Linked DNA regions of Homo sapiens: region 1 is linked to region 2. Evidence: read pairs that join two places in POLR2A ChIA-PET (ENCODE). Cell type or tissue: HCT116. All regions are shown on one strand. Each heading gives the region's core, and the rest is flanking DNA. Links, peaks and the distances in the headings are about the cores only.

The links. ChIA-PET counts read pairs that join two places held together with the same protein. Peaks named below come from ENCODE experiments on the same cell type or tissue, not always from the same donor. Only the 100,000 strongest peaks of a DNase experiment are listed, where the experiment ranks them.
Region 1: POLR2A ChIA-PET joins it to region 2 with 5 read pairs; 2 of 35 experiments call an interaction of 5 or more read pairs at or near these places.

What each region holds. Positions count from the first base shown.
Region 1 is chr10:110,324,155-110,340,187 of GRCh38, reverse strand. No RefSeq gene overlaps it. Among named protein-coding and RNA genes, the nearest start is that of SMNDC1, 27 kb to the right of the region's middle. RefSeq lists an enhancer at 14,820-14,979. In HCT116, for the core only: no CTCF peak of the experiment used is centred there; no DNase peak of the experiment used is centred there.
Region 2 is chr10:110,523,222-110,539,254 of GRCh38, reverse strand. No RefSeq gene overlaps it. Among named protein-coding and RNA genes, the nearest start is that of DUSP5, 33 kb to the right of the region's middle. RefSeq lists enhancers at 2,535-2,744, 3,235-3,324, 10,043-10,172 and silencers at 9,303-9,362, 11,190-11,484. In HCT116, for the core only: no CTCF peak of the experiment used is centred there; a DNase peak (open chromatin) is centred at 8,754; H3K4me3 peaks cover 3,005 bases; H3K27ac peaks cover 4,736 bases.

The DNA of each region.
Region 1 (16,033 bases), core at 7,008-12,007, 200 kb after region 2:
TGTGGGTCTGCTGAGTGTGTGCCTGCAAATGGGCCTGTAGTAGGGATGTGTGGCAAAGACAGCAGGAGGATTAAAACACACCTGCCTGGCTGGGCGCAGTGGCTCACACCTGTAATCCCAGCTTTTTGGGAGACTGAGGCGGGTGGATCACCTGAGGTCAGGAGTTCGAGACCGGCCTGGCCAACATGGTGAAATCCCTTTGCTACTAAAAATACAAAAATTAGGCCTGGTGCAGTGGCTCACGCCTGTAATCCCAGCACTTTGGGATGTTGAGGTGGGCGGATCACCTGAGGTCGGGAGTTCGAGACCAGCCTGAGCAACATGGAGAAACCTCATCTCTACTAAAAATACAAAATTAGCCAGGCGTGGTGACAAATGCCTGTAATCCCAGCTACTCGGGAGGCTGAGGCAGGAGAATCGCTTGAACCTGGGAGGCGGAGGTTGTGGTGAGCAGAGATCGTGCCATTGCACTCCAGCCTGGGCAACAAGAGTGAAACTCCATCTCAAAAAAAAAAAATTAGCTGGGTGTGGTGGTGATGTAATCCCAGCTACTCGGGAGGCTGAGGCAGGACAATCTCTTGAACCCGGGAGGCGGAGGTTGCAGTGAGCTGAGATTGCGCCATTGCACTCCAGCCTGGGTGGGAGAGTAAGACTCTGTCTTAAACACACACACACACACACACACACACACACGTATACACCTGCCTTAGGTCTCCTGTGTTGCATCAGGAATCCAAAGGGCTACTTCTGCAGTCTGACTTCTTTTGTGTGGTTTGCAGCTTTAGTACAAATGAGACAGCAGTGACCAGCTATTATTATTTATTTGGAGGGGATTATCTTGAGTAATCTGGAAAAAGAGAGAGGACACCAGGTTTAGTTTCTGTCCTCAACCCACACTCTGATCTCATGGTTGCTACTTCTTAATTGCCTCTTTCTTTACTGGGGCTCACAGCCCACTTTTGCCTCCTTTCAGGTTGAAAAAAAAATCTTAATTATCCAGAGACAATCACTGGATGCAATGCAATTCACCAAGAAAGTGAATGGGGCAGGGGAGGGCAATGACAACAAATTGGCCACCAAGAAATTGGCTCACAGGCTCTCTTGCCCAGTAACCTATGTCACGGGTACAATCTAAACCCTCAACTAGATGGAAAGCTCTTCAAGGGCTGAGATTTTCTCTTCCTTTCCCTGACAGCCTCCTTCCCACCTCTCTCACACTTGGCACTGTTAAGCTCTTAGTAACAATGGTGATAGCTAACACTGAGCACCTGCTTGTGCCAGAGCTGGTCTGAAGCTTCACTCCAGTTGACAAGGTGCCGTCATGTGATTTGGCCCTCACCGACCACTGCCTTCTCAGCTCTGTGCTCCAACCAAACCAGCATTTTTTTTTTCTGTTTCTTCAATCCACCAAACCTGTCCCCCATCAGGGCCTTTGTATTTGCAGTTCCCTCTGTCAAATGTTGCTGAAAGGCCAACTGAGTCCAGAATAGAGCAGTAGTCACTGGACTTGGGCAACACAGATATGACTGCGATCTGACAAGTGTCATCTCAGTGGGTGAACAGAGACAGAAGCCCCAGCTGCAGAGGATAGAGGAGAGAACATAGACAGTAACTACAAAATTTTAGCTGTGAAAGGAAGCAGAATGATAAGGCGATGGCAGGAGAAAGATGTGGGGTCAAGGAAGATTTTTTTTTTGTTTGCTTGCTTCCTTTTAAAGTAAGAGGTAAGGCAGCAATGAATTGTCTTAGTACATGTTGTGCTCCTGTAACAGAATTCCTGAGACTGGATAATTTATAAAGAACAGAGATTTATTTCTTCTAGTTCTGGAGGCTGGGAAGTCCAAGGTCAAGGGGCTGGCATCTGGTGAGGTCCTTGTTGCTATATCATCTCATGCAGAAGGTGGAAAAGTAATAGAGCAAGAAGGGGCCAAACTTGCTTTTATAACAAGCCTATAATGATGACATTAATTCAATCACCTCTTATTAGGCTCCACTTCTCAACACTGTGGCATTGAGGATTAAGTTTCCAACACATGAACTTTGGGAACACATTCAAACCATAGCAGTACAGAAATGACACAGGTTCTGGCACAGGGCCCAGATGCAAGGGAGACAGGGAATAATTGCTGGGAAGAGTCATTTTGGAGAATAGCAAAATGAAAATGGGATCTGATAGAAAAGTGTTCTACGGTTGTAAGGCATTATTTTGTTCAAAAAATTTAATGGTCACAAACTCCTATCGGGTGCATATTGTTATTCTCATTATTTAATAGACGAGGAACCTAAGAACCAGAAATGTTAAGTAACTTGCCCACAATCACACTGCATGCAAGTGGAGGAGTTAAGATTTGAAGAGAGATTTTCTGACTCCTGGTTAATTATGAGTTCCAAGTGCAAGATTATAAAGGATAAAAAACTCAGCTCCTTAAGTCAAAGCAAAGTCTGAGAGTATCAGAGATACACACAAAACCCAAGGCTTGAAATCCAGGTACTAGAGAAGTCAAATCGCTCCAACGGTTTATAAATGAGGACAATTTCAAGATTTCGTTTAGTTGCCAGGAAATACATCTGTTGGCAATGTTCTACTTCTCAAGGGGGAGGTGGACAGTTCGGCATTTTCTTTGAACTAAATCACTGAGCTGAGCCACATTTCTATTTTATAAGCTTTTCTGTATCTGTGCATTATTTCACAATAAAAAGTTTAAAAGCTGACTTGTTGATGGTAGATGATATGGGACCATGTCCTTTCAAAATGTGGCCCACCTTAGTAGTTCCCAAACCTGACTGGTCATCTGAACAACCTGGGGAACTTCTAAAATGAATATTTCCACCCAAGACCCAGGGAATCAGAATTCCCTTACACAGAACCGAGAACTTGTATCATCAGAGGCTCCCTGTGACTCTCAGGCTCAGCCAAGTTTGGGAACCACCAGCCTCAAGTACGAACATTCAGTTAAAATTAATGTTTTCTGCAATGTTGTTTCCTATGGCCTATGGAGATGCTCAAAATATGCCTCATGCAAGACAGAGTCTAGTTAATTCAATAATGTTGTGTGTTCTCTTTTCCTGCCCTACACTCTGAACGTAACCTCATCCTTTCCCTTCTGATACATCCATTGCTTTGTACCACAGATACAATGTGTTATAAGATAAGCCCTATAGCTTAAACACCTAATGATCATAAAACTGATTGCATCTCTTCCTTTAGCATTTCTCTCTCTTGACACCTTCTGAGGAAAGACCTCATGCCATCCTGAATGAAAGCTTTATAAGAAGGTCAGGGTCATGGGTGAAGGCACCTGCTCCCATGTGGGAGTGGACTGATCTCTTGGCTGAAATGAATGTTGTAGCAGTTAGGCTGTTCCCCTGCTACAAGGGCCACAGCAGTATACCACTGGTCAGGGAAAGAGAAGTTCTCCATACTCTCCTGAATCTCGAGTCAATTGAGAAACCATAGACCGTGGCCATTCCCGGAAAGGAGGCAGAAGAGCTTAGATGCAGGTTGATGCCTCAGGAGAAGCTGAGCGCAAAGGCAGAGCCAGCTGTGTTGACCATGCAGACTCACAGAGGCCTTAGACACACCAGCTCCCGGAGTATCACTTTCCCTGCTTCTCCAACCTAGAAAGAGTGCAGTCAAAATGCAGCTCCATTTGTTGCCCTTCCCTGGGGAAAAAAAGAAGAAAGGGGCAGGAGTTCAGGATTTATTTTGCAATGTGAATCTCAGGAATGCATAAGAAATGGCAGTTGGCAGTTGCTGCCTCTGAGCAAAGACGCTCTATTGAAATTTGACTCATCCTTGGCAGCTTATTGTGCTTTTCTCCTTCGCCTTCCTTGTAACACAGAGGAGTGAGGTGAGTAATGCTCTGCACAGTAAGAGAAAAATAGATCCCCAAATGCCTTCCATTATCCTAAAGGCCTGTGTTACCAGCTGTGGCGGCAGGGGGTGTGGTCCCATCCATTAGCAGGGGGAGATTCAAAACATCTGACGCCCTCTCTCCGAGGCTATTTGTAGTTCCAAAAGCGCGACAAGCAGGGACTGAAAACTGATAAACCCAGAGAAGTCTAAAAGCCCTGCTGGGGGTCCTGTGAGAGCCAGGATGGACAAGAGCCCTTATATGCAGGAGTTCTCAAGGCCACACAAAAGGAAAACAGCCAGACCTACTTTCTGCTGCCTAACGTTGCCCAGTCCCTTCCCCACAGGTGTAAGAACCACTTCTACCCAAGGGTAAAAATAGTTCATATTTTTTGAGAGCCTGTTACATGCCAGGCATTGTGCAAAGCATTTTCTATGGGCTATGTCACCTAATTCACATGCATGTCTGTGCACACACACATGCGTGCACACACACAAACGTTGAGGTGGGTACTGTCACTATCTCCTTTTACAGATGAAGAAATAAGGCTCAGGAAGGGTAAGTAACTTGCCCAGGGTTACCGGGTTAAAACAGATCCAGGCAGTCTTCAGAAGACAGTCGTAAATAAACACAGCCATATTAGAATATCTGCTTGGTTAAATGTAGATATTTGAACAGTGAACAACAGAAGTACAAGGAAAAAATTTTGTTGCTTCATTTATTTTGCTTTATAGACTATCTAGGTCTTAGAGATAGGACTATGGCTCAATAACCCCAGACTTCCTAGAAGTGTTTTTGGTTACCTTCTAAAAGGAGGAAATGAGGATGTGGTCATTGCCAGAGTCAGAGGTTAGTTAGTAAGTCAGCAGTAGGTACAAATCACAGGTCATTATTATGAAGCTTCTCCCTCACTTACAGAAACCTTTTGTAAAAAATTAAAAGCCTCCATCTTCCCCTATGAAGTTTTTGTTTGTTCGTTTGTTTTTTGAGACGGAGTCTCAGTCTGCTGCCCAGGCTGGAGTGCAATGGCAAGATCTCGGCTCACTGCAGCTTCTGCCTCCCTGGTTCCAGCGATTCTCCTGCCTCAGCCTCCCGAGTAGCTAAGATTACAGGCGCATGCCACCATGCCCAGCTAATTTTTGTATTTTTAGTAGAGAAGGGGTTTCACCATGTTGGTCAGGCTGGTCTCGAACTCCTAACCTTGTGATCCACCTGCCTCGGCCTTCCAAAATGCTGGAATTACAGGCATGAGCCACCACGCCCGGCCCCCTATGCAGTTTTAAAAGTATATGTTAAGTTCTAATATATAAGAAACATATTTTTCCCTTCTGGAATTGACCACATTAACCTCCTATCCAACCAGAATCATGCTAAGGAGAAAAATAAATGTTCATCTCAATGGCATTTTCTTATTCAGCTAATTGATTTTTTTCTTTTTCTTTTTTTTTTTTTTCAGATGGAGTTTCACTCTTGTTGCCCAGGCTGGGGTGCAATGGTGCAATCTTAGCTCACTGCAACCTCCGCCTCCAGGGTTCTAGCGATTCTCCTGCCTCAGCCTCCCAAGTAGCTGGGATTATAGGCATGTGCCACCATGCCCAGCTAATTTTTTTAAATATATATTTAGTAGAGACGGTGTTTCACCATGTTGTTCAGGCTGGTCTCAAACTCCTGACCTCAGGTGATCCACCCACCTCAGCCTCCCAAAGTGCTGGGATTACAGGAGTGAGCCACCGTGCCCAGCCGATTTTTTTAAAAATAACAATAATGCCTGAACATCCAGCCACCTAATTACCAGCAGCTTTTTATTTGCACTATCATTAACTTCACAGCTGCCTTGTTAGTAACAAGTGGTACCACAGAGACATCAGCCACAACTGTTAGTTTCTGAAAGGAAGAACATGAAAAAGGACCAGCTCCTCCTTGGTGAAGGTCAGAGAGGGCTTCAGGCTGACTCCAGCAGCACAAGTGCCCGATCTCAAATGGAGGAAGCTGCCTGTGGAACCATGTTGGGTGGACGGGATCTTGGTGAGCATCTGGTTCAATCCTCTCCACTGACAGGTGAGAAAACTTGAGGTCCAGAGAGGTTAAGTAACTTGCCTGTGATCACACAGCTAGTTACCTTTAGTACTGGAACTGAAGCACAGGCCTCCTGATTCCTTTGTTATTTTTTAAAAAAAAATTTTAATTGAGGAATACATACAGAAAAGTATACATATCGTGAGTGTACAGCTTAATTATCTTTAAGTGGGCCATGTAACCACTACCCAGGTGAAAGGAACAGAACATCTCTAGCACCCCAGAAGCTCCTGATATTTCCCTTCCCATCACTACACACTCTCTCCTCCTCCTGATCCTGACTTCTAACGCAGTAGATTAGTTTGGTTTGGCCAATGTTTTTTGAATTAAGAGCTATTTTATGTAAAGCTCATGTATTTAAAGCTGAAAAATGAAACTTGTTCTTTCATAGAGTGTGTTAAATGGTATATTAAGAAAACATGTCCCATTTGTTAAGGGATACAAAATTACAGCTAAACAAGAGGAATTAGTTCTAGTGGTCCATACTACTGGAGTATGACTAAAGTTAATAATACATAGTTTCAAATAGCTAGGAGGATATTGAATGTTCCTAACATGGAGAAATGATACATGTTTGACATGATGAATATGCTAATCATCCTGAGCTGAGCACTATACATCATATGTATCAAAACATCACTATGTACTCCATAAATATGTATAATTACATGTTAATTTAAAAAGTAAATTTGGGCCTGGCTCGGTGGCTCACGCCTGTAATCCCAGCACTTTGGGAGGGCAAGGCAGGCAGATCACTTGAGGTCAGGAGTTTGAGACCAGCCTGGCTAACATGGTGAAACTCCGTCTCTACTAAAAATACAAAAAATTAGCCAGGTGTGGTGGCACACACCTGTAATCCCAGCTACTTGGGAGGCTGAGGCAGGAGAATTGCTGGAACCCAGGAGGCAGAGGTTGCACTGCACTCCAGCCTGGGAGACAGAGTGAGACTCCATCTCAAAAAAAAAAAGGTAAATTAGGCCTGGTACAGTGGCTCATGCCTGTAATCCCAGCACTTTGGGAGGCTGAGGCAGGAGGATTGCTTGAGGCCGGGAGTTCCAGACTAGCCTGGGCAACATAGTGCAACCCTATCTCTACAAAATATTTTAAAAACAGGTGAGTGTGGTAGGGCACTTGCCTTTAACCCTAGCTACTTGGGAGGCTGGGGTGGGAGGACTGAGTGAACGCAGGAGGTCAAAGTTACAGTGAGCTCTGATCGCACCACTGCACTCCAGCATGAATGATAGAGTGAGATCCTGTCTCAAAAAAAATAAATAAATTGATGATTTCTTAGAAACAAGTAATTAGGGTTAAATGAAATCATATGGGGGGGCCCTAATCAAATAGGATTGGCTTCCTTATGTGTCCAGAATTGGCGGGTTCTTGGTCTCACTGACTTCAAGAATGAAGCCGTGGACCCTCGCGGTGAGTGTTACGGTTCTTAAAGGTGGCATGTCCGGAGTTTGTTCCTTCTGATGTTCGGATGTGTTCGGAGTTTTTCCCTTCTGGTGGGTTCGTGGTCTCGCTCGCTTCAGGAGTGAAGCTGCAGACCTTCACGGTGAGTGTTACAGCTCTTAAGGCGGCACATCTGGAGTTGTTCATTCCTCCCGGTGGGTTCGTGGTCTTGCTGGCTTCAGGAGTGAAGCTTCAGACCTTCATCGTGAGTGTTACAGCTCATAAAGGCAGTGTGAATCCAAAGAGTGAGCAACAGAAAGATTTATTGCAAAGAGCAAAAGAACAAAGCTTCCACAGCATGAAAACAGATCTGAACGGGTTGCCACTGCCGGCTCCGGCAGCCTGCTTTTATTCCCTTATCTGGCCCCACCCACATTCCGCTGATTGGTCCATTTTACAGAGAGCTGATTGGTCTGTTTTACAGAGAGCTGATTGGTCCGTTTTGACAGGGAACTGATTGGTGCATTTACAGTCCCTGAACTAGACACAAAAGTTCTCCAAGTCCCCACTAGATTAGCTAGACACAGAGCACTGATTGGTGCATTCACAAACCCTGAGCTAGACACAGGGTGCTGATTGGTGCATTTACAAACCCTGAGCTAGACACAGAGTGCTGATTGGTGCATTCACAATCCATTAGCTAGACATAAAGGTTCTCCAAGTCCCCACCAGATCAGCTAGACACAAAGCACTGATTGGTGCATTTACAAACCTTGAGCTAGACACAGGGTGCTGATTGGTGTGTTTACAAACCTTGAGCTAGACACAGAGTGCTGATTGGTGCATTTACAAACCCTGACTAGACACAGGGTGCTGATTGGTGCATATACAATCCCCCAGCTAGACTTAAAAGTTCTCCAAGTCCCCACAAGACTCAGGAGCCCAGCTGGCTTCACCCAGTGGATCCCGCACTGGGGCCGCAGGTGGAGCTGCCTGCCAGTCCCACGCCTTGCGTCCGCACTCCTCAGCCCTTGGGCAGTCGATGGGACTGGGCACCGTGGAGCAGGGGGCGGCGCTCGTCGGGGAGGCTCAGGCGGCACAGGAACCCACAGCAGGGGGCAGGGCAGGGGAGGCTCAGGCATGGCGGGCTGCAGGTCCTGAGCCCTGCCCTGTGGGGAGGCAGCTAAGGCCCAGCGAGAAAGCCAGTGTAGCGCTGCTGGGCTGGCACTGCTGGGGGACCCGGCACACCCTCCACAGCTGCTCATCCGGGTGCTAAGCCCCTCACTGCCTGGGGCCGGTGGGGCCAGCTGGCCACTCCGGGTGCGGGGCCGCCGAGCCCACGCCCACCCGGAACTCGTGCTGGCCCACAAGCGCCATGAGCAGCCCCGGTTCCACGGTTCCGCCCACGCCTCTCCCTCCACACCTCCCCGCAAGCTGAGGGAGCCAGCTCCGGCCTCGGCCAGCCCAGAAAGGGGCTCCCACAGTGCAGCAGAGGGCTGAAGGACTCCTCAAGTGTGGACAGAGTGGGCGCCGAGGCCGAGGAGGTGCCAAGAGCGAGCGAGGGCTGCAAGGGCTGCCAGCACGCTGTCACCTCTTGCTTATACAAAGAAGAGATTAGGATGCAGACACAAACAGACAGAAGACCATGCAAATACACAGAGAGAAGATGGGCATCTCTAAGCCCAGGAGAGAGCCCTCAGAAGAAAGCAGCCCTGCTGACACTGTGATCTCGGACTTAGGTTTCTAGTCTCCAGAACTGTGAGAAAATAAATTTGTTGTTTAAGCAAGAAAAAGAAAAAAGGAACTCCAGGAATGTTCTATCCCTTTGCCCATTTGACATCTACACTTGGATGTCTTGCATAGCTGAGGCAGCAATATGTGTTGGGGTGATCAGACTCAACACCAGGTCATGGGGGCGACGAAATCCAGCAGAGTCAAAAGAATGAGAAAAAGACAGTTTGAGAGAGAAAGTGGGACCAGGGGGCCATCGCGAGTGTGGAGGCTGGGAAGGCCCTGAGCTTTGGGAGCCCTCGCTATTTGTTGGTGATCAAAGAAACAGGTGGTGAGGATGTGGGGGTTGAAACGAAATGGTGTATCAAGTGAATGAGAAACATATGGCTACTTGAGACAATGGGAGTGCTAGAAGCAAGGAGCCAGCAAGTCTAGCAGACATGTAAGCTCCACCTCAGCTTCTCTCCCAACGACTCAGCTTTTCTCCCAACAATATGGATTCCATCACACCCCGCCTTGACTTTCTCATTTTTGTAAATGGCGCCATCATTCACCTGGCTGCTCAGGCTAAAACTTAGTCATCAGGCTTAAATCATCTTTTCCTCACACCTCCCTTTAACCCACAGTACATTCTATTGACTAAGCCTCCAAAATGTATCCTGAATGCAACCCCCTTTCTCTATTTCCATCTCCACTGCTCCAACCCTGGCCTGGGGCCCCTCCATCATCTCTTGCCTGGACTACTGCATTATCTCCTAATAGGTCCTCCTTATGTCCCTCTTGCCTTCCTTAAGTCCAACCTTCAACCCACATCTAGAATAATTTTTTTTTTTTGAGACGGAATTTCACTCTTGTCACCCAGGCTGGAGTGCAATGGCGCAATCTCGGCTCACTGCAACCTCTGCCTCCCAGGTTCAAGCAATTCTCCTGCCTCAGCCTCCCGAGTAGCTGGGATTACAGACGCCTGCCACCATGCCTGGCTACTTTTTTTGTATTTTTAGTAGAGAGAGGGTTTCACCATATTGGGCAGGCTGGTCTTGAACTCCTGACCTCAAGTGATCCGCCCACCTTGGCCTCCCAAAGTGCTGGGATTACAGGCATGAGCCACCACGCCCGGCCTAGAATAATGTTTTTAAAAGGTAAATCAGGTCTCAGTAACTCCAGTGAAGGTCTGTTGCATTCAGAATAAAATTCAAATTCTCACAAAATTGAGGGGACTGCCTCAGCTTACCTCTCTGCCCCATCTTCCTCTCTCTACTGGTCTCCTTACTCGAGACATTCCAGCCACATGTGCCTTTTTTTAGTCTCTTGAACAGGCCAGTCTTGTTCCTGTCTTAGAGCCTTGGCACCGGCTATTCATTCTCCTCAGGGCATTCTTGCCCCAGTCTTTGAATGGCCGCTTCTTTGTATCTTGTCATTATGACCGCAATTCAAATGTTGCCCCCTCTGAGAGATGGGCCCTGTCTGAGAGCAGGTGGCTCGCTCCTATTTAATCTTCTTAATAGCTCTTATTTATACCTAAACTTTTCGTATGTATTTATTGTTGACTACTTTAACAATTGTCTCCTCCTGCTGGAATGTAAGCTCTTTGAGGGCAAGGACTTCTGTTTATAGCTGTATCCCCAGTACTTAGAACAATATCTGGCAACAGAAATCACTACATAAGTATTAGTTGATTGGCTGGATTTCCTCAACTCTTTTTTTTTTTTTTTTTTAAGATGGAGTCTCTCTCTGTCACCCAGGCTGGAGTGCAGTGGCGCAATCTCAGCTCACTGCAAGCTCCGCCTCCTGGGTTCAAGCAATTTTCGTGCCTCAGCCTCCCAAGTAGCTGGGATTACAGGCATGCACCACCACACCTGGCTAATTTTTGTATTTCTAGTAGAGACGGGGTTTCACCATGTTGGCCAGGCTGGTCTCAAACTCCTCCTGGTCTCAAGTAATCTACCCACCTTGGCCTCCCAAAGTGCTGGGATTACAGGTGTGAGCCACTGCGCCTGGCCTGGAGTTCATCAGCTCTGACAAGATGGGAAAGCAGTTACTTATCATACAGTCTCCATTGTTTATCATTTCAGGACACCAAGTTGTTAGTAATGGAAACCCAATTCAGGCTGGCTTAAGCAATAGTCATAGAGAAGACCAGTGGTAGGCCTCTCTTCAGGCACAGCTGGTACCAGAAACTCAAATTATGTCACCAGAATTATTGTCTTTCAATCTATCCCCTACTTCCCGAGCTATGCTTTTTTCTGAGTTGGTTCCATCTGCTGCCAGGCCAGCTCCATGCAGTGACTCCTGCCAACCCTGGGTTTACATTCTACATTGTATAGCTCGGCAACCTCAGCAGAGAAAAACTGGCCCCTTCTCAGTAGTTCTAGCAAAAGTCTCAGAATTAACTTCCATTGGAACAACGTAGATCATGTGCCCATCCCCGAACTAATCACAGTGTATAGAGGAATGGAATATGCTAATTAGCCAAGCCACTTGCCCACTCCTAGATAGGAGAGCATGGTTGGCAGTGATCCTTTGGCACAAGGGTTCCCATTTGAACCACTTTTGTTGGTTGAACCGATCTATTTGTACAACTAGAAACATAAAGCTTATTTCTCTAGAGAAGCTGCTAACCTGACCCACAAGTGCAGTTTTATTCCCACCAGAATATAAAATCCATAAGGACAAGGACTTGGTTTAGTTACTACTTTATCTCCAGTACTCGGTAAGTCTAGGCATTCAATGACAATGAATTTTTTTTTTTGGAGGGGGGATGGAGTCTCGCTCTGTAGCCCAGGCTGGAGTGCAGTGGCGTGATCTCGGCTCACTGCAAGCTCCACCTCCCGGGTTCATGCCATTCTGCCTCAGCCTCCCGAGTAGCTGGAACTACAGGCGCCCGCCACCATGCCCGACTAATTTTTTGTATTTTTAGTAGAGACGGGATTTCACCGTGTTAGCCAGGATGGTCTCCATCTCCTGACCTCGTGATCTGCCCACCTCGGCCTCCCAAAGTGCTGGGATTACAGGCGTGAGCCACCATGCCTGGCCGAATTTTTTCATTCATTCAATAAATGCTTACTGAAGCATTTAGTAAACAGGGCATTACCTGAGCTGCATGGTTTGAAGGCAGAGGAGGCGCAGTCCCCCAAAGAAAACTGCAATGCTATCTCCAGGGGAATAGAAGCAGGTTGGGCAAAAACAAAACAAAAACTATCTCAATTATCTGTTTTGGGGAACTAAAGCATCTTACTGAAAATTTTGCCAGTTCCAGAAGAACCAGTAGTTTTAGAGCTTAAGGATGAAAAACAGTCTGATTGCTGCCATCGTACAGCCCAGCCTAGTGACTTCATTCACCCTTTTAACATTTACACAGCACTGACTGTGTGCCATATCTCACAAAGCCTGTAGGACTCCTCCTACCCTTGAAGGGTACACCCTTTGTCATTGTCCTTTCTGTCAGCTGGTGCTGAGTTTTATTACTGGGACCTAACCTCAGGATCTTAGGGTCAAAGTCCTTACCTCTTGCTCCCCAAGTGTCCAGGCTTAAAGTTCCTGAGCCCTGCTCTATGAAGCCCTCATCTTCCAGGTCTAGCGTGTTTACCTTTGCCTTGCGTTATCACTAATCTTCCTGAATTTGGCCCTTACCTCAGGTTGCTGGACTGCTTCCCCTCCTATCCTACCCCTTGGAATTTGCTCTCTGGCCAGCCCAGCTGAATCACCAGGCCTGTTGCTGCCCCAAACATTTCTTCATTTCGGTCATTTTACTTGCCAGGTGACTCTTTCCTTAATCTGAGTGGTGAATGTAGCCACCCTAGCTAGCATTGACTTCCCCGGAGAAGTTATGGGATCATCCCAACATTTGTGCAAAGAATACATCTAAGGCAATCTTGAAAAAGAGGCTATCCTATACAAAAATAAAGAAGAAAGGCTGTCCCTCAGTTTAAGCTGCACTAGACAATCTGTAAGTTGGAAGCATCCTCCCTTTGCCTGCTTTCTTGCAGACAGAAGACCTAGAGATGAGCTGATCCCTACCTCTCGTGATACCTTGCACTGACTCAAATATTAACATTCAGCAGGTCGTCAGTTTCCCCTTCTTCCAGTTTCATTCATTTGTTAAAATCGAGTTATCCTGAATCTTTCAGATTGTTACTCCTCACTTTGTCTTCTGCAATCGAGGACCTGTCTCATGCTCTGGTGTTGAGATCTGGGAACAAGAGCCCTGTAGTTTTTCCTCTGAGTCATAAACTTAGGGACAAAGTATTCTTCATGATTCTTCTTGTCATTTCCTTTTTCTTTAGCTGCAGAAAGTCACTCTGGTGGTCAGGTGAATTCCTAAGCAGTGATTCTTTAGCACAAATGTTACCATTCTAACCCCTAATGTGGGTTGAACCATCTGTTTGTACAACTAGAAACATAAAGTTTATTTCTCTAGAGAAGCTGCTAACCTGACCCACAAGTGCAGTTTTATTCCCACCAGAATATAAAATCCATAAGGAAAGGGACTTCTTTTAGTTGCTACTGTATCTCCAGTACCCAGCAAGTCTAGGCACTCAATGACGATGAAGTCATTCATACATTCAACAAATACTTATTGAAGCATTTACTAAAGAGGGCATTGTGTCAGATGATACTTGAGAAGGAATTAAAAGCAAATGTAGCCAGGAGGATATTTCAGCCACAAGTAACAGAGCTGCCTTAAACCATGAGGCATTTCCTGGTGCACAGAAATGGAAATCCAAATTGAGATCAGCTCAGGGTAGCTCCATCCACCGTCAAAGACCAAGGTGTTTTCATAGCATTATCCTAAGCCCTGTTACCTCTGGGGAAAGGAGAGAGGAAAGAGAGAGAGAAAGGTCCCAGAATGGCTGTCAGTAACAACTAGAATCATGACAGGAGAGCAAAGCTTCCCAAAGTGAGGGAAACTCTTCCCAGAAGCCTCCAGCAGTCCTTCTGGGTCTCAATGGCCAGTCACATCCCCACTCCTGAATCATGGATTTAGGCTCAGACAAATCAGCCCCTCACCTGACACTGAAGGCGGGGTCAGCTTCCCTGAAGCCACGGGGCTGCGTGGAGGAGGAGTGACCCTCTGAACAGAAACTTTGAGAAAGGGAGGAGGAGTTAGAAGGGTTGGATGGGGTGGAGGGCAACTGTAGCATTCACTACGAATCATACCTAGCATTTGTCATGAAAGTCTATAGTTTAAAAAATATCCGTCTGTATGTTAACTCGTTTAATCCTTCCAATGATGGTAAGCTAGTGGTTCTCATTTCAGCCGCAAGTCAGAGTCACCTATGGAGTGATCTTGATTCAGAAGGCCCGGAGTGGGGTCTGGACATTTGTAGTTTATTTGTTGTTGTTGCTGTTTGAGTTGGGGTCTTACTGTGTCACCCAGGCTGGAGTGCAGTGATGTGAACATGGCTCACTGTAGCCTCAAACTCCTGGGCTCAAGCAATCCTCCCACCTCAGCCTCCCGAGTAGCTGGGACCACAGGTGCATGCCACCATGCCTGGCTAATTTTTAAATTTTTTATTTTGTAGAGATGGGGTCTCACTATGTTGTCTAGGCTGGTTTTGAATTCCTGGGCTCAAGCAATCCTCCCACCTTGGCCTCCACTGGGATTACAGAGTGAGCCACTGCACCCAACCTAGACATTTGTAGTTCTTAAAAGCTATATGGGTAGTTCTGATGCCCAGCCTGCATTGCACACCAGGGCTGTGAGCTAAGCAGCTTATCCCACAGGTGTGCAAATAAGAATTCAGCAGAGTCCCTGCCTTGGAAAGTCTATACTGTGTGTGTATGTTAGGAGATTTTTACATGCAAGCCAGAGTTGTTCAGGGGAGGAAGAGCTCCCCACAGGACAGAATGTTGGTGAAGGTTACTGGGCAAGAGTGAGAATGAAGAAGACTTTTGTGTAGAGAAGCAAGGGCAATGATGTAGCCAGAAGGGCACAGCATGAGCTGGGGTAAAAAAAGATGGAACACTCGTCAAATTCATGTGTCATCTTTATCTGATCTCTCTTTTTTGTCATATTAGTTTGTGGGAAGGGAAGTTTTCTTATCATGAGCCAATGACTGGAGAAGCTGAGGTTTGTTTCCAGAACTCGGTGAATCAATGCTATCTGATATTCCTGATACTTTGCTGAAACTGTTCACCAAACTTCCTCTTTGAGCACAAAGGGGATTTTAAGAGGCAACATTGGGGCTTTCACATATTTATGTTTTTAAAATCAAATACACCGAGTGGAAAAACCCTATGAGATCACCTCTGTGCCCTAAGCAAACTGCAAGGGATATACAATCATCTTCTTAAGAGAAGGAGGCATTTCAATTCCTTCTCAAACCAAACAAAGATAAACCTGATCAAATCCAGCCAGGCTGCAAAAGTGATTAGGAGGAAGGCTAGAAACAACCTGGAGAATACAGAGGAAGTTTGTAAATTGGCTGGCAATTGGATTACATTTAAAAATTCAATTAGTGACAGATTCAGAATAGCGTTTCCTTCGGTGAGTTTGTTAACTACCGGGCAGAGCCTTGGTTGTTTGCTGATAGCACAGAAAGTGAGTCATTCAGTGTTGGGCTGGGACAAGTGTCACCCACTCACTTTGATGGATACACCCCAAGCATAGAAATATGTGGTCAATGGGAGTTCAAGACCAGCCTGACCAACATGGAGAAACCCTGTCTCTACTAAAAATACAAAATTAGCTGGGCATGGTGGCACATGCCTGTAATCCCAGCTACCAGAAGTTTGAGGCAGGAGAATCACCTTAACCCAGGAGGCGAAAGTTGCAGTGAGCCAAGATCACGCCATTGCACTCCAGCCTGGGCAACCAGAGTGAAACTCCATCTCAAAAAAAAAAAAGAAATATGTGGTCTGATTTTTTTGAGCTCTATCACTGCTCACTGTTCTTGACAACTTATTTTCCTTCTTTGACTTACCTTTGTTGATGCTACTTCTGCTACTTCTAAATTGCTTTTTAGTAAACCATGAAGGGG
Region 2 (16,033 bases), core at 6,485-11,484:
TTAGAAAGATCTTCCCTATATTAGCCAACACATGTGGTCCAGTCACTTCTATTCACTGCAGGATTATCCAACGGGTAGACCCTACGGGGCAATGGCACCAGCAAAGTGGAGGCGACAGAAAGTGAGAAAAAAAGACACTGACAAAAAAGGACTGAAGTGGTCATGATGGAAATAATCAGAACATTACTGGACTTCCTTATGCTTGTTTTTATTGATTTTTTCTTTTTTAAACTTTTTATTGTGTATTAATCTATGATATTTACGTATTAATGTATAACATGTAAATAGTTTTGGGACATGTGATAATTTCATACATTCATGTAATTTATAAAGATAAATCAGTGTACTTGTGATGTCCATCACCTTAAATGTTTATCTTTTCCTTACGCTGGAAGCATTCGAATGATTCTCTTCTAGCTATTTTGAAATGTACAATAGATTATAATAAATTAGAGTTGCCCTCCTTATGTATCAAACACTAGGTCTTATGTATTCTATCAAATGGTATATTTGTACCCATTAATCAATTTCTCTTCATCCCCAGTTCCCTTTGCCTTCCCAGCCTCTAGTAACCACCAATCTACTCTCTCTTTATGAGATCCACTTTTGTAGCTCCAACATTTGAGTGAGATCATGCAGTATTTGTTTTTCTGTGCCTGGCTTATTTCACTTAACATAATGTCCTCCAGTTCCATCTATGTTGCTGCAAATGACAGGATTTCATTCTTTTTATGGCTGAATAATATTCCATTGGGTGTATGTACCATATTTTCTTCATCCATTCATTTGTTGATGGGCACTTTGGTTGATGCCATATGTTGGCTATGGTGAATAGTGCTGCAGGAAGCATGGGAGGGCAGATATCTCTTCCATATATTGATTTCCTTCCTTTTGGATGCACACCTAGCAGTGGAATTCCTGGATCATATGGTAATTCTATTTTTAGTTTTTTGAGGAACCTCAATACTATTTTCCATAGTGGCTGTTCTCATGTGCATTCCCACTAGCAGTGTATAAGGATTCGCCTTTCTCCATATCCTTGCTAGCATCTGTTATTGTTTTTTTTTTTAAATAAATAAAAGCCATTTTAACTGGAGTGAGATGATATTTCATTGTTTTGATTTGCATTTCTCTCATAATTAATGATGTTGAGCACATACATGTTAGCCATTTGTATGCCTTCTTTTGAGAAATGTCTATTCAGATATTTTGCCCTTTTTTTGTTGTTGTTTTTAAGACAGAGTCTCGCTCTCTCACCCAGGCTGGAGTGCAGTGGTGCCATCTCGGCTCACTGCAAGCTCTGCCTCCAGGGTTCACGCCATTCTACTGCCTCAGCCTCCAGAGTAGCTGGGACTGCAGGTGCCCGCCACCACGCCCGGCTAATTTTTTGTATTTTCAGTAGAGACAGGGTTTCACTGTGTTAGCCAGGATGGTCTCGATCTCCTGACCTCGTGATCCACCCACCTCGGCCTCCCAAAGTGCTGAGATTACAGGCGTGACCCACCGCGCCTGGCCTATTTCGCCCATTTTAAAATGGGATTATTTGTTTTTTTCCTATTGAGTTGTTTGAGCTTTTTATATGTTCTGTCAGGTGGATAGTTGCAGGTATTTTCTCCCATTCTGTAGGCTGTCTCTTCACTTTGTCGATAATTTCCTTTGCTGTACAAAAGCTTTTTAGCTTAATGTAATCCCATTTGTCTTCTTTTGCTTTGGTTTCCTGTTGCTTTTGAGGTTACATGAAAAGATTACATGGAAAATCTTTGCCCAGACCAATGTCTTGGAACACTTCCCCAATGTTTTCTTCTAATAGTTTCATAGTTTCATGTCTTAGATTTAAGTATTTAATCCACTTTGATTTGATTTTTGTGTATGGGGAGAGATGGGGTCTGGTTTCATTTTTCTGCATACAGTTTTCCCAGCACCATTCATTAAAGGGATGATCCTTAGTGTTTGCTCCTGGCACCTTTGTCGAAATGAGTTGGCTACAAATGTGTCGATTTATATCTGAGTTCTCTATTCTGTTCCAGTGATCTATGTGTCTCTTTTTATGCCAGAACCATACTACAGCTTTGTAGTAAATTTTGAAGTCAGGTAGTGTGATGCCTTCAGTTTTGTTCTTTTTGTTCAAACTTGCTTTGGCTATTTGGAGTCTCCTGGGTTCCATATGAATTGTAGATTTTTTTTTCCATTTTCATAAGTAACATCATTGATATTTTGATAAGGACATACTTATTTTTAGGATTTAGATTGTTTTATTTTATGTTATCTATGATGATTTGTGTGGGGCAAGAAATACTTGTAGCATAATCTTTAGAGGTTGAGTACTGCTAAAGATCTTAATCCAGCCATGATGGTCCCAGATTTTGCTCTGTGCATTTACCCAGAGGAAGTCTCCTCTTCCGGATGGCCCCCTAGTATCTAATGACTCCCTCGGCTCTAGGACTCAACATTAGCTACAGCTGTCAGCCTCCAGGAAGGCATTTCTGAGCAAATGAAAGAGAATTGGGGTTTCCCTCAAAGACATATAAACCCCTTGGCATTTCTTTCCACTTGGTGTTCTGACCCATGTGCTTGCAGACAACAACATCCAGTGAGTAGGTGCCTCTGAGGAGCCCACCGGGTCAGTGACTACCTCCCTTACTTCATGGCTGAGGTTTGGACGTCTGCCCACCTGTCCGGTCAGCCTTACATCACCAGTCTAGAGGAATGGAGATCGTCCTTTTGCCTACTTGTGCAGCCCCGGGACAAACGGGGTGTCCCACCAGGCTCCTGTTGCAAGGTAGTGAAATGGTGCAGAAACTGAGAGTTGATGCTTCTAAGTCTAGTAGAATCAGGGTATAGGAAGGGGTGACTAAGCCCCCCTAGCAGTCCAGGAGTCATAAACTTTGTGGCATTTACTAAATAGGGCATGGCAGAGTGAGGGCTCTGGAGAACAAGGGACCCTGAATGGAACAGGAAGTGGTCACTGTGATTCAACCACAGAGCCTTTCCCTGAGTGTCATCTGTTAAGCGTGACACAGCCTTGGGGGAAAGTCACTGTGCTGAGGTGGGGGTGTGTGTGTGGGTGGGGGGACATTCAAGTTATGGGTTGGAGCTGCCACAGAACTGGGCAGTGAAATCAGGAAGAAGAGTAGCCTCCTGCAACACTGGTGTCTCCAGGGAACTGGGGCCACCCCCGATCTCAGTCATGAAGAAAATGCTTCTCTGTAGAAAGGGACAGCCCCCAGGAGGCAGCATCTCTCTGCCTTCCTGCAGTCGGGAACCTTGCTTACTCGATCAACCATTTGGACAGGTTACCTTACTTCTCTGAGCCTCTGTTTTCTTAACAATATAATGAGAATACTAGTAGAATCCATGAATGGGGTCACTGCGAAAATCAAGTGAGATGTTACATGTACATGGCTTATAAGAGAGACTGGTATAAAGTAAGTGGCAATAAACAATGACTGTCATTTTATCTTATGTTTATTTATTTATTTATATATATTCTTTGAGATAGAGTTTCACTCTTTTCGCCTAGGCTGGGGTGCAATGGCGTGATCTCAGCTCACTGCAACCTTTGCCACCCAGGTTCAAGTGATTCTCCTGCCTCAGCCTCTGGAGTGGCTGGGATTAAAGGCGCCCGCCACCATGCCCGGCTAATTTTTTGTATTTTTAGTAGAGACGGGGTTTCACCATGTTGGCCAGGCTGGTCGCGAACTCCTGATCTCAGGTGATCCACCTGCCTCCCAAAGTGCTGGGATTACAGGCATGATCTACTGCGCCCAGAGACTGTCATTATTTTATATTTATAATCAGAGACTCTCAGAGGTGGAAACCTTAGGCGTAAGTCATCCATTTTAAAGAAAAGAAGCTGGGCACGGTGGCTCATGCCTGTGATCCCAGCACTTTGGGAGGCAGAGGTGGGTAGATCACCTGAGGTCAGGAGTTCGAGACCAGTCTGGCCAAAATGGTGAAACCCCGTCTCCACTAAAAATACAAAGATTAGCCAGGCGTGGTGGCAGGCGCCTGTAATCTCAGCTACTCAGGAGGCTGAGGCAGGAGAATTGATTGAACCTAGGAGCCGGAGGTTGCAGTGAGCCAAGATCATGCCATTGCACTCCAGCCTGGGCAACAAGAGCGAAACTCCATCTCAAAAAAAAGGAAGAAAGAAAAGAAAAGAAATCTGAGGTGTCAAGAGGGGCATGATGTCCCCAAGGTCTCACATAGCTAACCAGAGGCACAGCCGTACCTAGAACAAGGGTCTCCTGCTCAGCCCCTTTCTCTTTTTCTCTGCCCCCTCCCCTCCTCCTCCTTCTTCATCATCGACCTTCACTGGGTCCTTGTTATGTGCCAATCATTTTACGTTTGTGATATATCAATTAATTCTCACACCAGGTAGGCAAAATTGCTCCATTTTCCAGATGTCATGCCATTCATAATGCTTCCATTCATCTTGTCAACAGTATCCTTTTAAAACTCTGCCCTCAACTCTCCTCCACCTCCAGGAAGGCCTCCTGGATTAAACCTCCCCCCAGGACTTTAATCTCTCCCAAACATCACACCCTCTCAGCTGTCAGCCCACATCCTGATCTAGCAGATACTTCTACAACCATCAACAATTGCCACAGACATATGGGGAAGGGGACAGTGTCCTTTAAACATAAGGAAGGGTCTTTCAAACCATAACTCTTTCTAGAAAATTATAAAAAGTACTTTAATAATAAACAGAACATAATAACAGAAAGTTTTCTGAGTATTTATTTTCTGCCAGCCTCTCTTCTAAGTGATTTACATGGGATATCTTTAAATATGCATCCTATAATATTCTCAAGAAATGAAGAGAATTCCTTGGCAGCTTATGTCCTGCCGAGGGTTTCCCTGGCTTCCAGCAGTTCAACCAAGGCAGTAGCAGCTTGGGGCAGCTTTTACCTTTAGGAAGGGTCCAGTCACGGGTGAGACCTCCAGAGCACAAGGCTGGGGGCAAAGGACTACAGGTGGGCAAATGTCCCCAGTACATGGAGGGACCAACCAGCCAAACACATTCATTGTGAGTTTTTTTTTCTTTCCTATTATTATTATTATTATCATTTTTTAAGGTTCAGTAGTCTTTTATAACTTGATTTCTCCTTCCTTCCTTCCTTCCTTCCTTCCTTCCTTCCTTCCTTCCGTCTTTCTTTCTTTCTTTCTTTCTTTCTTTCTTTCTTTCTTTCTTTCTTTCTTTCTTTCTTTCTTTCTTTCTTTCTTTCTTTCTTTCTTTCTTCCTTTCTTTTTGAGACAGAGTCTTGCTGTGTCCTCCAGGCTGGAGTGCAGTGGCACGATCTCAGCTCACTATAACCTCCGCCTCCCAGGTTCAAGCGACTGTCATGCCTCAGCTTCCAGCGACTGTCATGCCTCAGCTTCCAGAGTAGCTGGGACTACAGAAGCGCGCCACCATGCCCGGCTACTTTTTGTATTTTTAGCAGAGACGGGGTTTCACCATGCTGGCCAGGCTGGTCTTGAACTCCTGACCTCATGTGATCCACCTATCTTGCCCTCCCAAAGTGCTGGGATTACAAGCGTGAGCCACCATGCTCAGCTTCTTTTATTACTTTCTATCATTGTGGTTTTAAATGTATTTCTGAATATATTTTATAATATATAGAAATATATTTCTAAATATATTTTAAATACCCTTCGGTTTGTGTTTGATTTCCCCAGTTTCAGTGTCAGCCGGAGTTAGCCATGTCTATGGTGTCAAGTCCAAAACCTTTATGGGACATTCTCAGCCTGGTGATCTCTCCACCGTCCCCATGTCCTCCCCTTAATCTCTGAGACCTGGTCACTCACCACTTCCTCCCTTGGCTCCCGCCCCTGTTTTTCCTACACCAACGAGTTTTGCTGCAATGAGCCCACACAGCTGGGACTCTGCACATTTCCCTCCCTGCTTCAAAGGCTTCCCCTCAGCCCCTGCTTGCTGCCTGAGGATAATCACAGAGGATTACATATACCCTATTCAAGTCTGTCTCCCCAGAGTAAACTGTGGCTCCTCAAAACAAGGACTGAGATTTACTCTTAATAAAACTTTATTTATAAAAACAGGCTGCAACTTGCCTTGTGCATGCAGATGTTAAAGTAAAATTTAAATTTAAAATTAAAAAAAAAAACTAGGCTGCAGGCCTGTGGGATATCATTTCCTAATTTGATTTTTTAAAATATTGCATTACAATATTATGTTATTTTGGGCCAGGCGCAGTGGTTCACCCCTGTAATCCCAGCACTTTGGGAGGCTAAGGTGGGTGAATTGCTTGAGCTCAGGAGTTTGAAAACAGCCTGGGCAACATGGCAAAACTCCATCTCTACAGAAAATACAAAAATTAGCTGGGCATGGTGGCATGTGCCTATAGTACCAGCTCCCTGGGAGATAGAGGCGGGAGGATCACTTAGGCCCAGAAGGTCGAGGCTGCAACGAGTTGTGATTGCGACACTGCACTCCAGCCTGGGTGACAAAGTGAGACCATGTCTCAAAAATAAAGTAAAATAAAATATCATGTGTTTTGAATACTGAGGTTTTTGGAACCCTCCCTCAAAGCAAGTGTGTCCCTATCCTCTCCCTACTGTTTTTGTTCTTAGAGCCCAGCATATGGAGGTATGTCAGCTCAGTTCCTGTAGTTGGATAAATGAGTGACTGTCCGGAAAGGACAGCAGACAGAATTGGGAGATGTGAGGTCCAGGTTCTGCCATAATTATGTGATCCAGTCATATCCCTTACCTGTTGCAGGCCTCAGTTTTTTCATCTGTAAAACACACAGGCCTTATTAGATGATCTGGCAGGGCTCTCTCTGCAAATACTCAACCAACATTCATAGATAAAGTTATGGATCATACATAGAAAGATGGACACGACTTCATTCCTTACCCTGGAGGTACTCACAACTGAGTGGATGTAATAAATCTCTGAGCCTTGGGTTTTTACCCCTGTAAAACAGGGTGCTATTTGCTTAGGGCTGTTGTGAAGCTTATGAGAGACAGTAAGTGTTCTCTCTCGTATTACTAAAAGTCTTCTCAAAACCTGAGCCAAAGGGCCAGGCATGGTTGCTCATGCCTGTTAATCCCAGCATTTTGGGAGGCTGAACTGGGAGGATTGCTTGAGACCAGGAGTTCGAGAACAGCCTGGGCAACATAGTCTCTACAAAATATTTTCTAAAAGAAAGAAAAAATAAGAACTTTAGCCAAAGACTTGTTTCATACTTTAAAAAAACTAGTTGACCAAAATACGAACACCACACTGTTAATGCTGGGCTGTGGGAAGCAGCTGAGTGCCATGATTTCAACTGTACGTGGGCACTTACTGTGTGTCCTTGGGCAAGTTACTTAACCTCTCTGAGCCTTCATTTCCTGCTCTGTTGAATGGGAAAGACAGCTAACAGTACCCCCAGCTCACAGCATTGTTTCAAAGGCCACTGGAGATTGCAGTACAAGTGCCTTAAAAACAGAATACAGCTGTACTTGAGAGGCCATAGGAGGGCTCCTGCCACCTTGAGGTTTTATATGCTCTCTTCCCCTCTTTCTGTCACAGGATTGATCCTTTCCTGTGGAAGCTGAGGCAAGTTTTTACTTGGCATCAAAACCTTAAAGTAAAGGATGTGTGGAGGAATTTCTTTTTTTTTTTTTTTTTTTTGAAACAGAGTCTCGCTCTGTCGCCCAGGCTGGAGTGCAGTGGCGCGATCTCAGCTCACTGCAAGCTCCGCCTCCCGGGTTCATGCCATTCTCCTGCCTCAGCCTCCTGAGTAGCTGGGACTACAGGCTCCCGCCACCATGCCCGGCTAATTTTTTGTATTTTTAGTAGAGACGGGGTTTCACCATGTTAGCCAGGATGGTCTCGATCTCCTGACCTCGTGATCCGCCTGCCTCGGCCCCCCAAAGTGCTTGGATTACAGGCTTGAGCCACCGCGTCCGGCCTGTGGAGGAATTTCAGGTGAGTCACAGGAGAACCTGGGGGTCAGAGAGTCTTTTGGAGTCATTGAAATCACACAGTGTTAGGGACAGTGCTTTCTAAAGCTCCAGCTGTTCTCTTTGTTTGGCTATTTCTTTCCTTCTTTTTCTTTTTTTAAAATTGAGACAGGGTCTTGCTCTGTCGCCCAGGCTGGATTGCAGGAGTGCAATCACGGCTCACTGCAGCCTTGACCTCCTAAGGCTAAAGCAATCCTCCCAACCCAGCCTCTCCAGTAGCAGGGACTACAGGCTTGCACTGCCACACCCGGCTAATTTTTAAAGTTTGTTTCTTTTTTTGTTTGTTTGTTTGTTTTAATAGAGACAGGGTCTCATATGTTGCTCAGGCTGGTCTCGAACTCCTGGGATCAAGCAATCCTCCTGCCTGGTCCTGCCAAAGTGCTGAGATTACAGGTGTGAGCCACCTTGCCCAGCCTGGTTATTTCTTATAGAAACTTGGGGTAGAGCAATTCACTTCTCCTTGGACCTCCATGAAAGGAGACTCTGCACTGGCCCCTGCGTCTTTCCTGGCCTTGCACCTTTCAATTTCTAATGGTGCTTTGGAAGGGCCGGGAGGGGTGAGTGGAAGGGGAAAGGACGATTTCATTTCCCTGTGACCCCCTCAGATGTCCTTTCTGCCCTGGTCACTTCACTCCCGCATCCGTAGCCAGAGCAGAGCCAGGCCGCCCAGCCTGAGATCCTGGGCAGGTCCAGGGTGGATTCAGGACCACGTTGGTTGTCCTGAGCCAGGAGATCCCGGAGCAAGGGTGAGCGCTCCGCCCTCCTGGAGCATCCTCTGCGCGCCCCGCCCCGCTCCTCCCTCGGAGCCCGCCCTGGCTGGGCCCGGGCGCCCATTTCACAATCGCTGCAGTTGGGAATGTGGCCGGGTCAGTTCCCACGGGGCTCCCTACTCAGGGTGGGACCTCCTACTTGGTGGGGCGATCGGAATCGCATCGTCAAAATACTAATTATTGTTGCATCCAAAGCCCCACCAGCGGCGGGTGCCCGGCCCTGCCCAGGAAATCCAAATAATCAGCATCACTGGGATTTTAGTCACCTCGGTGGGGAGCCGGGTCACCTGATACCCCAGCCGCTGGGAGCCAGCGTCAGGCGCGAGCCACTTCCTGGAACCCAGCCTGGGACCTGAAGAGGCAGGGAGGCTGGTCGGGGGTGGGGCGGGGCTGGGGGGGTGGGAGTAAGGGAGAGGACGAGACTATAGAACCGTCGAGGAAGAAAGAAGAAAAGCTCACTATCTAGGCTCATGTATCCCTCTCTCTTTAATCCTGGAAGATAGACATGACTCTTCACTTTACAGAAGAGGTTGAGAAATGTAAGAAAATTGCCTCAAGTCCTAAGCTGGCAAGAGGCAGAGCTGGGGCACTTTCCACTACACTAATGGCAGGTAATTTCACAGGCAGGATAAACCACCCCAGCCTAATCAGTGGTTGAGCAAATTGGGAACGTGAGAAAGCTGTGGGCAGACGAGTGGTGTCAAGGCGTCACGGGACTATGGGACTCTCACGTTCACAGCAGCAGTGAGAATGCCCCCCTCAAAACACAATGAGGTGATAGGCATCCATGTGGGCCATGCCCCACCCCCCACCTGCATCGGAATTGTGAGCATTTTAGGAAATGGCTAATGGCTTCCTAAGGGCCCTTCAGAACAAAGTGCTTAACTGATGTCAGTTAAGCATTCATCAGTATTCAAAGAAGCATTCCAGAATCAGAAAACGTTTTTGAAAAAAACGCTCATAATTTATAAATGCATATGAACCCCGCCGCCCAACACACACCCGCCAAACAGTGGAAACAACACTATCCATTCCACAGGATATTTCGCAGCCGTTAAGAATAATTACAGGCTCACGCCTGTAATTCCAGCACTTTGGGAGGCCGAGGCAGGCGGATCTCTTGAGCTCAGGAGTTCAAGACCAGCCTGGCCAAAATGGTGAAACCCCATCTCTACAAAAAGTTAGCCGGACATGGTGGTGTGCATCTGTAGTCCCAGCTACTCAAGAGGCTGAGGTGGGAGGATCGCTTGAGCCTGGGAGGCAGAGGTTGCAGTGAGTCAAGATTGCATCACTATACTCCAGCCTAGGTGACAGAGGGAAATTCCCCCTCTCCCCCAAAAAAGAAATCCATATACCACAAGGTAGGGTACACAACTGTACACATACAGAATGATCACAGCTGTTTGAAAGGAAAAAAGGAAGAAAGAACAAAACAACCAACACCAGTACATAGAAAATAGATTGGCAGGAAATACCAAAATGCTGACAGTGGTTTTCTGTGGGTGTTAGGTGATTTCTTTTCTTCTTTCAACTTTTCTGCATTTTTCAACTTTTCTATGTATGACATCTATTACTTTTACAGTGAAAACTATCTGGATTTTATTTGAAAAGAGAGAAAGTGAATAACACTAGTAATAACAATATTAATAGTAGTAGTAGTAAATTAACATTTACTGAGAATTTATGGGGTGTTTGACACCATGCTAAGCACTTTATTTGCTTTTTAAAAAAACCCTCGTAGTAATCCTGTGAAATGGATATGATTATTGTCTGTGTTTTATAAAGGCTCTGAGAGATTAGGCCATGTCGTAGGCATTGAGTTTTTGGCTGTACAGGTTCTAAAGCCCCTCATCCAGGGGGCAGAACTCCCCTTGGGTATTGACTTGGAGGGAGGAGCACCTGCCTCATACCACTGAAGCCCAAAGGCAAATCCTCCCCGTCCTGTTTCCTGGCAATGGGTATGAGTGCATGACCAAGGCTCAGTCCATCAGATGCACCTGCCTGAGGCCTGGCTCCTGGACCCACTGCATGCTGGGGGGTTAGCACTCCATTTGCTGTGATATCTGGCTGCAGTGGCAGCAGCGTCATGACTAGACTCTTCCAGCTCAAATGATGGTTTTCTGCCTCCTGCTGCTCCAGGCCTGGAGAGCTGCTTAAGTTTCTGCCCCTTTCTCAAGACTGTTCCCTCCTGAACCTCTGCCAATTCTATTGCAGTGGATTCCCTTCTTTGTTTAAGATAGTCAGGGTCCATTTTCTATGGCTTGTTACCCAGGGTCCTGACAACTCTCGGTGACTTTCCAGCAGTCCCAGAGCAAATGGCAGGAGCAGGACCCCAATCCCGATCTGTCCATCCAGAGCCCGAAGCATTGACCCAAACCTCCCGTGCTGCCCACTCTTCCCCAAAAGTATGATAAACATTTCCTGAACTTCTGGAAAACAAACCAGAAACATGTTCTTGAAGATTTTCTCAGAAATTGGCGGCCCACTGCCCACCCTACTGTCGTGGGAGCCTGGAAAACCATCTTGTGAAAGGCAGGAAGCTGAGGCGAAACCTGGGTCAGGGAGGAACCAACCCAGGCTCCAGTGACTGGAGCATAGACTGGATCTGGGGAGGAGAGGACGCAGAGGCGTTTCAGGCCTCCCTGGCACTTCCTGACCGGTGCCAGAGGACTGACTCAGCCTAGGGTCTCCTCCCCCAGGAAGCCTCTCGACCTTTGGAGTCTGGGAGTGGAAACTCTGGTTGGACCCCCTTGTACCTTGCATGTTCCTCTAGGTGGTGAGAGCTTGTTTTCATGTCCACCCCCATGTGACTGTGAACTTCTAGAGGACAAGGACTGCAGCTTTTTCACCCAAATTCTTGATGCCAGGCATATAAATGTTATTAGAGTGAATGAGAGAAGGAATGCCGGAAGGGCTCTCCCCATCCCCATGCCAAGCAGTGTGCAACCATGAACCCTGGGACTTTTCCGAAGCATCTTGGCAAAATAGAACAGCCATGGGCTTTGGAGTTGATAAATCTTGCTTCAAACCCTGGCTCTCTTACATATGAGCAAATTCCTCCTTAACCTCTCTGAACCTCAGCTTTCTCATCTGAAGAATGGGGACAGTGCCTAACTCTAAAACCAAGCAATTGGGAAGATGTGAAAAGTGGTTGGCACACAGTAGGCCCTCAGTACAGGCTAGCCCCCTTCCTCCTCCAACACTTCATCTTGACTCAATTCCTTCTTCCTGCTCCTCTCCTGAGTAAATGTCCAGCAAGAGGGAAAAGGTTAAATAAACTATGGCATATCAATAAGATAAAATGTTATTTGGCCTATAAAAATAGTTCAACCAATAATTTTTAATGGCATAGAAAGTGCTCATATATTCATGTAAAGTGAAGAAAAGACCAAATTGTTCATACAGTATGACCTCAGCCATGTAAAATGAATAACATTTGCATGCTTGAACATGTAATAGACAATTTCTGGAAGATACACAAGAAACTCTTAACCATGGTTTCCCCCTGCATGGGAGTAGAAAGTTGGAGGTGGACTTTGACTTTTCACTTTATAACTTTTTGTTCTATTTGAGCATATATATATATATATATATATATATACACACACACATATATATATAATATATGTATATATAATATATATATACACATATATATGTATATATATGTATATATAATATATATATATACACACACATATATACATACATATATGTATAATTGTGGTTTTGTTGTGAGTATATATTAATATTTAAATGAAACTCAAAGGGCAGGGCACGGTGGCTCACGCCTCTAATCCCAGCACTTTGGGAGGCCAAGGCGAGTGGATCACGAGGTCAGGAGATAGAGACCATCTTGTCTAACACGGTGAAACCCCATCTCTATTAAAAATACAAAAAATTAGCCAGGTGTGGTGGCGGGCGCCTGTAGTCCCAGCTACTCCAGAGGCTGAGGCGAGAGAATGGCGTGAACCCGGGAGGCGGAGTTTGCAGTGAGCCAAGATCACGCCACTGCACTCCAGCCTGGGCGACAAAGCAAGACTCCGTCTCAAAAATAAATAAATAAATAAATAAATGAAACTCAGAGGACAGAAAAATAGAAAGGAAATATAACAAGACTTCAGCAGTGGTTATTTTGGGAGTAGTGGAATTATAGGATTATTCAAATGCTTGTTTGTATTTTTCTACATTCTCTAGGTTTCCTATGATGCACTTATAGTTCTTTTATAATCAGAATTAAGGGCAAAAATGACTTCAAGTGGCTCCCCAGGGGTGGGATTGGGGGAAGGAGCAAGTGACTATATCTAAAGGGCGAAGGGAGCATGAGATGGAACCGGGCAGAGGCAGATGTATTTTTGGAGCCATGTGGTTCCTCCTGAGTCAACTAACTTGTTGTCTGGTCCCAGCCTGCCAGTGGAGGCAGGAAATGCTCCCACTCCTGCCTGGTTCACTCTTAGTCACGCTCTGGGAGAGTAGGGTAGGGTGTAGGGGCAGGAGGCTAGTTGGGAGGAGTCTCCATCTGCCCCTGTAGCCTTCTGGACAGAGAGGTCCCAGGAAGGAGTCTTTAGCCCAGGCATCCTACCCACTCTGCATCGTCACCTTGGGGCTGGCAGGGGCTGGGAGTGAGCAGGAAAGGTTGAGGGAAGAATACTGGGAAAATACCCCCTGGCCTTTGGCAGACACCACTGCATCCTCTTGTGGAAGCTGTTGTGAAAATTAATTACCATTTGTCCAGGGCTTTGAGATTCCCCAGATGAAAGACCCGGCAGAAGGAGAGTCATAATGAATATGTGTTTATGGTTCTGACTTTCATCCCAAATGCCCGTCATGACAATCACGTGTCCCTCACCTAACCTCCCACCACCTGAACATCCTGACTTCTAATCACCAGAAGTTGAACATCGGTATTGACTCAGTCCTGACAGGGAAGGAGGGAGGAGCAGAGGGCAGGTGATCTCCTATCATCCTGCATTTCAGATGGGTAAACAGGTGTTCCATCCCCCCACGGGTTAAATGGAGGAAATTGTGACAAAGCCTAGGAAGCAGAGGAAGGAAGCCTTGGAGAGAAGGGTAATGGATTACTCTGGGCCAGTTCCTGATTGTGCCATCATCTTGGAGCCCAGGACTCTGTCTTTCTTTTGGATAGAGGGCTGGGAGGAATTCTAGGACTTCTGGTCTCAGGCCATTGCTCTGCTCACCAGTGTTAGGCAGGTTTATCCCTATATGCTCAAGGCAAATAGAATTCATTCCAATTGCTGATTCCTCCAGCAAAATGAATCAATTCTTTGCTAATTGCTTCAGAACACATTTTTGTAATTTTTTATGTTTTAAAAATTATTTTTTAACTAATGTCGATATGGGAGTCTCACTGTGTTGTTCAGGCTAGTCTCGAACTGCTGGCCTCAAGTGATCTTTGCCCCTTGGCCTCCCAAAGTGCTGGGATTACAGACTTGAGCCACCACACCTGGCCAGCTTCCAAACACTTTTGACCACAGCTGAATTCTGTCATCTGACTCCTGAATTTGGGTGGGAAGCTCTTTTGTCTTCTGGGTTCTTTCCATTTTGTCTCTCCTTCTTCATTTCACACAAGAAGATACTTATCTGTAAAGCCCCTCAGTGCAATTCTGGGCAAGTGTATGGAGCAAATCCAATGAAGAGAGGATCCTGAAGGGGCCAGCCTATCACTTGAGGAGACTGCATTCTTATTGGAGAGTTGGGCCCTTGCTTATAAGACACTTAAACAATCTAAGAGGGCAAGCAGGCAGAAAAAGAGGCATGGGTCCTGAGAAGAGCAGGACGGCTGTGGACTGGAGAGTTCAGGAGACTCTCCTAGGACCCAGGTAAGGAGGCACAAAGGGATGTAGCCTAGGTGGAGACTGTGAGGAGCCCATCACAGCCAGAATTGAAGGTTCACCTGGGGACGGGGGCAGGAAAGCAGACTGGGCAAGATTGTGGAGGCCCTTGAATGCCAAGTTAAATAACTGGGATTTTTGTCCAGAGGGCAGTGAAAACCCACTGGAAGTTTCCCAGCCAGAGATTGATAGGATGTAGAGTTTGAGAGGAGGTTAAAATATCTCACCAGAAGGTAAATCTTAGCATCTCTGAGTCAGCAGCTCTAACAGGGAATCATCATCTTCCTCCTCAGACCAGCCCCTGACTTCTATTTCAGCTAATGACACATCAGCACCAATGTCACCTCCCCTTGGTGCTCTCTGACACACTATCCAATTTTATTTTTCTCATAGCACTTGTCACCTTCGGAAATGATTTTGTTTATGTACTTGTTTGCTTCCTTTTTCTCTGTCATCTCATAGAATGTAAACAAAATGGGGTAGGTCGGGGGTTGTTACCTGTTTTCTTCACTGTTACATCTCTAGCACCTCTGATAGTACCAGGCTGATGGCAGATGCTCAGTGTGTATTTGTGGAATGAATGGATAGATGGATTGATAAATGGATTCATGACACCACTTTTCTCAGTTACCTGGTCCCCAACCCCATGGTGATACTTGACTCATCCTTCTTCCTCCTCTGCAGAATCTAGTAATTTCCATGTCTATGGAGATTATCTCTGCATCCCTCCCTGCCCTCCCCCTTTGCGTTTCCACTTCTACTCTCTAAGCTCCTTGGGAACAGAGGCTCCTCACCGACATTTCCCCCATGGGGCTCGGCACAGGGTCTTGGCAATGACAATTCTCACTGATCCAGCCTTTACAATTTTCCAAGAATTTTTCACATCATCTTGCTCTACCTAGGGCAGATTCAGGACTTGAACCTCAGTCTTCAACTCTAAATAACTTACTGTTGTTATTCTCATTCCACTGTTGTTCTGATTTGTCCATAATTTATGATGAATGAATGAAAGAGTACTCAAGAGTGATTGTAGAGGAAAAACTGAAAAAGGGAAGACCATGTTGACACAAAAGGACAGAAAAGAACAGGAAAACAAGTGAATGGAAGTGGGGGAAGAGGGGGTAACTAAAAGCTGGGCCTGGAGAGGACAACCTCGCAGGGATTAGATTACTCTGTGTCCCACTGTCTTCTAATATAAGACAGAAAGTCAGGTAGCCAACCCAGGAGAAGATGCCAGAGACAAAGGGGCAGGGAAGTTCTGAATCCAAAGGAGATATTTTCTATCAGTTTGTGAGTTTATTACTTATAAGCAATAAGTATTAAAAATATAAGCAATTCCCCTGGGCAAAAATTATAAAGGACAAAAAAATGTATAAAAAATAAAATTAAAATCACCAGTTATTGCACCATCCAGAAAATGTCATTCTAATATTTTGATGT